Regions from separate parts of the Mus musculus genome. Here region 2 is linked to region 1. The links are chromatin loops, found by intact Hi-C in ENCODE. Cell type or tissue: heart. All regions are shown on one strand. Each heading gives the region's core, and the rest is flanking DNA. Links, peaks and the distances in the headings are about the cores only.

Region 1 (2,918 bases), core at 318-2,817:
GGTTCACCTACTCTTTCCAAATATAGAATTTCAAAGTCTCATAATGCTAGTACAGGAAATAGGCTGAGAAACAGGCTGAAGGGAACCCATAAGGCTCGATCAAAAGCTGCATTGTGTAACTTTGAGTGATGCCAGGACGGGTAGCAGACTGATCCAGACACCTGAGCTCCTGTTGAAGATAAGCTCTCTGACAACATTGGTGTTCTTATCTCTCAGGCTGGCTCCCCTAGTTCTAATAGCCGTGGCATGCATCACTAATGTTCTCATCAGCTGGTGTAAAATAAATCCATTAGTCATAGTGTCCTTCATGTGATAATGATATTTAGGGCTCATTAAAAAGTAATTGTAGCCACTTTCCTCTACTTTATCAGCAGGATTCAGCTGGTGATTTGATGATCCGAAACATCCAACTGAAGCATGCTGGGAAGTATGTCTGCATGGTCCAAACAAGTGTAGACAAACTCTCTGTTGCTGCGGACCTGATTGTAAGAGGTATCCAACTTTTATTTTTATTTCTTATTGCTTGCTTTTTGCCCTTTCAATATTTATATGGTATGTACTCTACCACAGCAACATAAAACCTCAGTGGTTTTGAATTATGTTAAAACAGCATAAGTTAACCATAGTGCATAGTGATTAACAGTCTATATAAATTTTCTGCACATGTATTTTTCATGAAAAAAAATGGATAACCAGAAAGTACACTGAGAAAGTCCAGTTCTCATGTTGAATTGGATGCCCAAGTTATGACTACTGAGTTGACAGGTGTTCTAGAATAACTTTAGATTAACAAAAACCATTAGTTTGAAAAGTAATTCAACTAGCCCTTTTGTGTTTCACCCGAACTGAACCGTGTTAGTGTTTTAGGCGAGTAGTGTAACAGAGGCTTAAGTAAACTCCTTTCCCCTAAAATTATTGGGGCTGTGTTTACTACTCTGGAGACAGTAGGATCTCAGAGAATGGAGTTGACAAATGAGGCAAACCAAAGGACTCACACAATAGCCAACTTTATTCAGTGCATCAGACAGCTTATACTCTGAGAGTTGGAAAATGTCACCTAAGTAAAGTTCTCATGGGTTCAAGCTGTATTCAATCACAAGGACAAGTCACACATGGCAAAAATATTTTTTTTCCATAGAAGCATATAAACATTTAATTGAATAACACCAACAAGCAATAGTGAGAAATCTGAAGTAAACCCATTCCTATATGCTACACCTTGGAAAACACATTCTAAGAACAATTTTTGTTGAAGACGCTGAGGTCACAAGACTCTTTTGTTGTTGTTGTTGTTGTTGTTGTTGTTGTTGTTTTGTTTTGTTTTTCTTGGAGTGTTCTCACAAGCATCCAGGATTCTCTTAACACAATTGGATTCCTGGTCCATGTTCCTTGGTTTTAAAATATAACTTGATAAGGAGACAAACACCAACTTGCTTGGGATGTAGTGAATAGAAGCGCATTTCCTTACTGAACATTGACCCTGAGGAGACTCTTATGACTAACTTAAACTGTGCAGAGATGACTACCGTAAATGAGTCCACTAGCTGGAGAAAACTCCAGAATTCAGATCAGCTTATAAAAGAAATGTAAGGTTTTAAGATATTTTTAAAGAGGAACTTGCTTCCAACTCACAATCTTCTTGCCTCAACCTCTTGAATGCTGAAGTTTACAGATGTGTGCCACCACCATCTAAGTAACCAACAGCAAAAAGAAAATGGGAGTTGTCGGGTACATGCAGTACTCTTAGAGACCTGAAGAGGGCGGGTGATCCCAGTGATTTCCCCAGGAGTAAGAGATGGTTGTGAGCTACTGTAAGATTTCGGAGATTTGAGCATGGGTCCTGCGAAGAGCAGCCAGTGTTCTTAACCATTGAGCCATCTCTAACCCATCAAAAGAAAAGAAAATTCAATGGAAGTTAAAAACTCTGTGAAACTGTGTACCCAACAGGTTTTTGTCGGTTTGTCTATCATTTAAGTCTTAAACTTGCAATCAGGCTGAAGGCATAACTGCATTGTATAGCATTTGCCCAGCCAGCATTAAAGCCTTGGGCTCCACACCCAACTCTGCTAAACAAAGGAGCAAACAAACAAAAGCCAACCCAGAGCATCAAGATAATCTCAGGCCCCCAAACTCATTAATCAGGATCCCTAATGTTGGTGATGGAGATTTTTGGCTGGCCACCTGAGCCTAAAATACAAACCCTGGCTCAGGATCAGAGGCAGGGTGAATCTGAGTGCACAGGGAATAAGCTATTTTGAGAATCAATACAAAGTGTTGCTGTATGCCCTGAGCAGATGTGAGGGGGAAATGCACAGGAATTAGCAACTCAATTGTCAAGAGAGGTTAAAGAAATACTGCATTCTCATTATGGCTGCTTTAGCTGCCTGTTAATTGCCTTAAAAGAACAAGAACGTGAGCCATAAAGTTAAAGGTCAGATAAAAAAATTGAATATTATATTTTCAACTTAGGTAGATCTGCCCACAGAATAATGTATAGAAATGTGTTTATTTCCATTTTAAAAACACACCAGAGCTGATCTACTCTCCCCTTAGGGACAAAGGAATTCTGTTGCTGGTAATTTATCCTCTACTTAATTAGGATAATGTTCAGATCAGCAGTTTAAAAACCAATAAATTAGACTAATAAATATTTAAATCAGTAGTACTTGAAGTTCTTAAATGATATTGTATACTTCATTTCCCAGAAAATAGCATTGCATACCAAAAGGAATTTGCAAACGCAGTCTAAAAGAAACTCTAGCCTAATCAGTTAATAAGGCCAATAAATTAATATGACACTTAAAGCCACAATCTTTCATCTTATCTCCTCCTGCTCTGTCCTTGCATCTTTCATCCACATTGCTGTGAGGAGACAGAAATGTATTCCACTGCCCTTAAGAGGTTTTTATATTTAGAAC
Region 2 (2,847 bases), core at 1-2,500, 140 kb after region 1:
TACAGAAAAGGTGCTTTCTATGCACTGGCCCTGCACCCAGCATTTCTTCTTCTGTCTACACTACCACCAAGGAACACATTCACACCTGAAGCACACCTTCTGAGGCAACAAACTGAAACCTGAAATTATTTCTTCACACCCCACACAAAAAAGTTCCTAACTGAAATGACTAAGGATGCACGGTTTCAACAATGTAGGACTAACCTAGTCCACAAATGAACCCTAAGTGAATCTCCATCACAAGATTTTCAAATCCCACAATAATCCCTACCCATGAAAATCACAGCAGGAGTTGGAGACATAGCTCAGAGGATTTGGGAGTGCCTGGTATCCAATCCAGCAAAAAACACAAACCCAGTACACCCAGCAGCAGTTGCTTATATGGCTCTAAATGAACTGCACCTGTGATTGTAATTATTCTCAATAGCCTTATCCTAACTGTGACCCTCCTAAAAGTAGCCGACTGATGTTTTTCCTACAAACAAGGTTAACAGACTGCATGGCTTTTAACTACAACCAAAAGGCTCTGGCAATAGTCTGTGTTTCTACAGCATTCTAAGAACAGTCCGTACCACTAGTTCATCCACTTTCAGCATTCAATACTGCAACATAAGTTGTCATAAACCATAAAGGCATAAAGTAAGCAGGAGAAATCGGTAATACCGTTCTCCTGAGTACCCTAAAAGTAGGCATATTATTTGCAGACCTGAGAAAAACCGCTAAATAACTACCTCCACAGAGAGATAGCTAAGAGATACCAGCTGTGGTGGCAGATCAGTACACCGCGCAGCCCTATCTGCAACTGTGTGACCTTCCACGTCACTGGATGGTATACATTTAACAACCCGTCGATAAGTTTCTCCTCCATAAGCAAGGCTCTGGACAGATGACAGGTGTAATAATAAAAGCAGAAATGCACGCAAAGCATTCACTGCGGGGCCCACGACGTGCAAATGCCTACTGCATGTTAGCTGTCAGTCTTATGAGAAAGCAGATGAGCAGGAAAAGTAACGGCTGCTAATGTCACCCGGTTCTCAACTTCGCCTACTCCCACAAAATTTTCAGGGAGGCCGGCTTGGGAGAAAGATGGAAAGGAATGGGGGTCCCTGCTCTGGGAAACCAAAGTCCGTGGCCCCAACATCCCCGACAGCCCAGGAGACAGGCCGGGAGGAAAGCGCAGAGCTGCGGAGGGCGAGGCTCACACGGGAGGCTTCCCACCGGCCGCTGCGCCCGAGTAGCTGTCCCCGTCCTCCCTGCGGGATCGGCCCCGGTCCTCGGTCTCCACCCACGGCCAGGCGCCCGTCCCGGAGGTTACCAGGCAGAAGCGGCAGGTGGTTTCCCATGTTGTGCGCAGCGTCCTGCTGATCTCCCTCGCCGGCCATGTCTGTTTACCCGCAAAGGAGCCTGGGAAAGGGCGGTGCCGGCACGCAGGGGGAGGGTCTGCGATACGCCGCCGCCACGCTCCCGGGCCACAGCGCCCCCTGGCGGCTCCAACGAGGCGAGCCGAGAGCGGCACAGCGGAGCCAAATGAAGAGGACCATCTTTAAGGAGGACAAGAAACCCAAAGTTATCCATGACCCACTGACCCCACACAAGTTACACAGCTCCCTTCTCAGCCACAAAGACGTTTTGACAGGTGGGAAACCCAAGTCTGTGTTTTTAGTGTCCACTTGGAGCAAACACGTCCTTATACAGCATCCTCTTTTGTCTGGAAGTATGGACTGTTCCAGGGGCCGTTGGAATATAGCAGATTTTTAAAACGATTTCAGTAGCCCTCGGATATAGCCCCAAATTAACATGTATCAGTATGAAGCAAAGATTTGCAAGGACAAAAAAGGCTGATAATCACCTGGAAAATAAAACTGTCAGTATATAAACTAGCCTAGTCATAATGGCTTCACTAAGAGAAAAATGGATCAATGTATGGTAAAAAACAATTACAACATGCTAAAAGAAAGAGAATTGTCTAGCACTGGAGTTGTGGATGGATTTTTTTTTTCCAATTTTAAGAGTGTATACAATATATTTCTAACACGTTTTCACTGAAGAAAAGAAAATAATGGAATGACAAACGATATCTAAAGAAGGAAGTAGTGGTAGTAGGCAGAGAATAAGAGGAAGGAAAAAAAAGTAAACTAATGAATCTGAGGTTTGAAGACATTTTTACCCCAAGAAAAAAATGCTGCATTAAAAAAAAATTCACAACCCAAAAACACGTTGGAATGGTAACTGGATCCGATAGGCGTTTCCTATGGTGACCAACACATAGGCCAGATTAGACCAGATTAAAAGTAGGTAAAGGCATAGTTATCAGGAGGCAGCTCTAAGGGGAGTTCGCTGGTCTCACAGGTGGAGGTCAGTGAAGTCAAACACCCAGGTTTAAGCAACGTGACTTTATAGAGTTTTGGTGAGGAGTGATTACTTGTTGGTTAGGAGATGGGGTTGTTGCCCATACCTGGTTAAAAACTGATCCCCTGGCAGCCACTCTTGGGTGGGTTCCAGGAAATGCTGACATGTTAGCCCGGAGTTTTCTCCAAGACAGAGGTGGAGTTTTCACTCCGCGGTTGGGGATCAGGGAAGGAGAGTAGACTGGGTTTCCCAGCTTGTACAGGGGAAGAGCAGGGGTTCAGCCTAACACTATCAATTCCATATCACTCAGCCTTCTGTCCCTGAGTCACTCTGGCCTTGGCCAAGTCACTTTTATATCCCCAGGACTCAGTTTACCCAATGTTAAAACCAGAACGCAAATGTCCCAGATGTATTCCCTTTAATAGCATATACAATATTGATGCCTTTTATGATCGAGTTAAAAACAGCTGCATGAGCCATTGTAATGAGTTAAGGTGT

Evidence for each region. A loop is a pair of places that touch in the nucleus more often than their neighbours do. Peaks named below come from ENCODE experiments on the same cell type or tissue, not always from the same donor. Only the 100,000 strongest peaks of a DNase experiment are listed, where the experiment ranks them.
Region 2: a loop joins it to region 1, with 15 times the contacts of the local background. A loop is called at or near these places in 21 of 42 quality-filtered maps.

What each region holds. Positions count from the first base shown.
Region 1 is chr6:106,662,202-106,665,119 of GRCm38, forward strand. It overlaps Cntn4 (contactin 4), which reads left to right. Exons shown (of 26, transcript NM_001109749.1): 17 at 372-492. Among named protein-coding and RNA genes, the nearest start is that of Il5ra, 85 kb to the right of the region's middle. In heart, for the core only: a CTCF peak has its summit at 1,756 (motif pointing right); no DNase peak of the experiment used is centred there.
Region 2 is chr6:106,798,676-106,801,522 of GRCm38, forward strand. Crbn (cereblon) reads right to left here and starts at 1,412. Exons shown (of 11, transcript NM_175357.3): 1 at 1,316-1,412. The coding sequence starts at 1,382. In heart, for the core only: no CTCF peak of the experiment used is centred there; a DNase peak (open chromatin) is centred at 1,406; H3K4me3 peaks cover 1,470 bases; H3K27ac peaks cover 673 bases.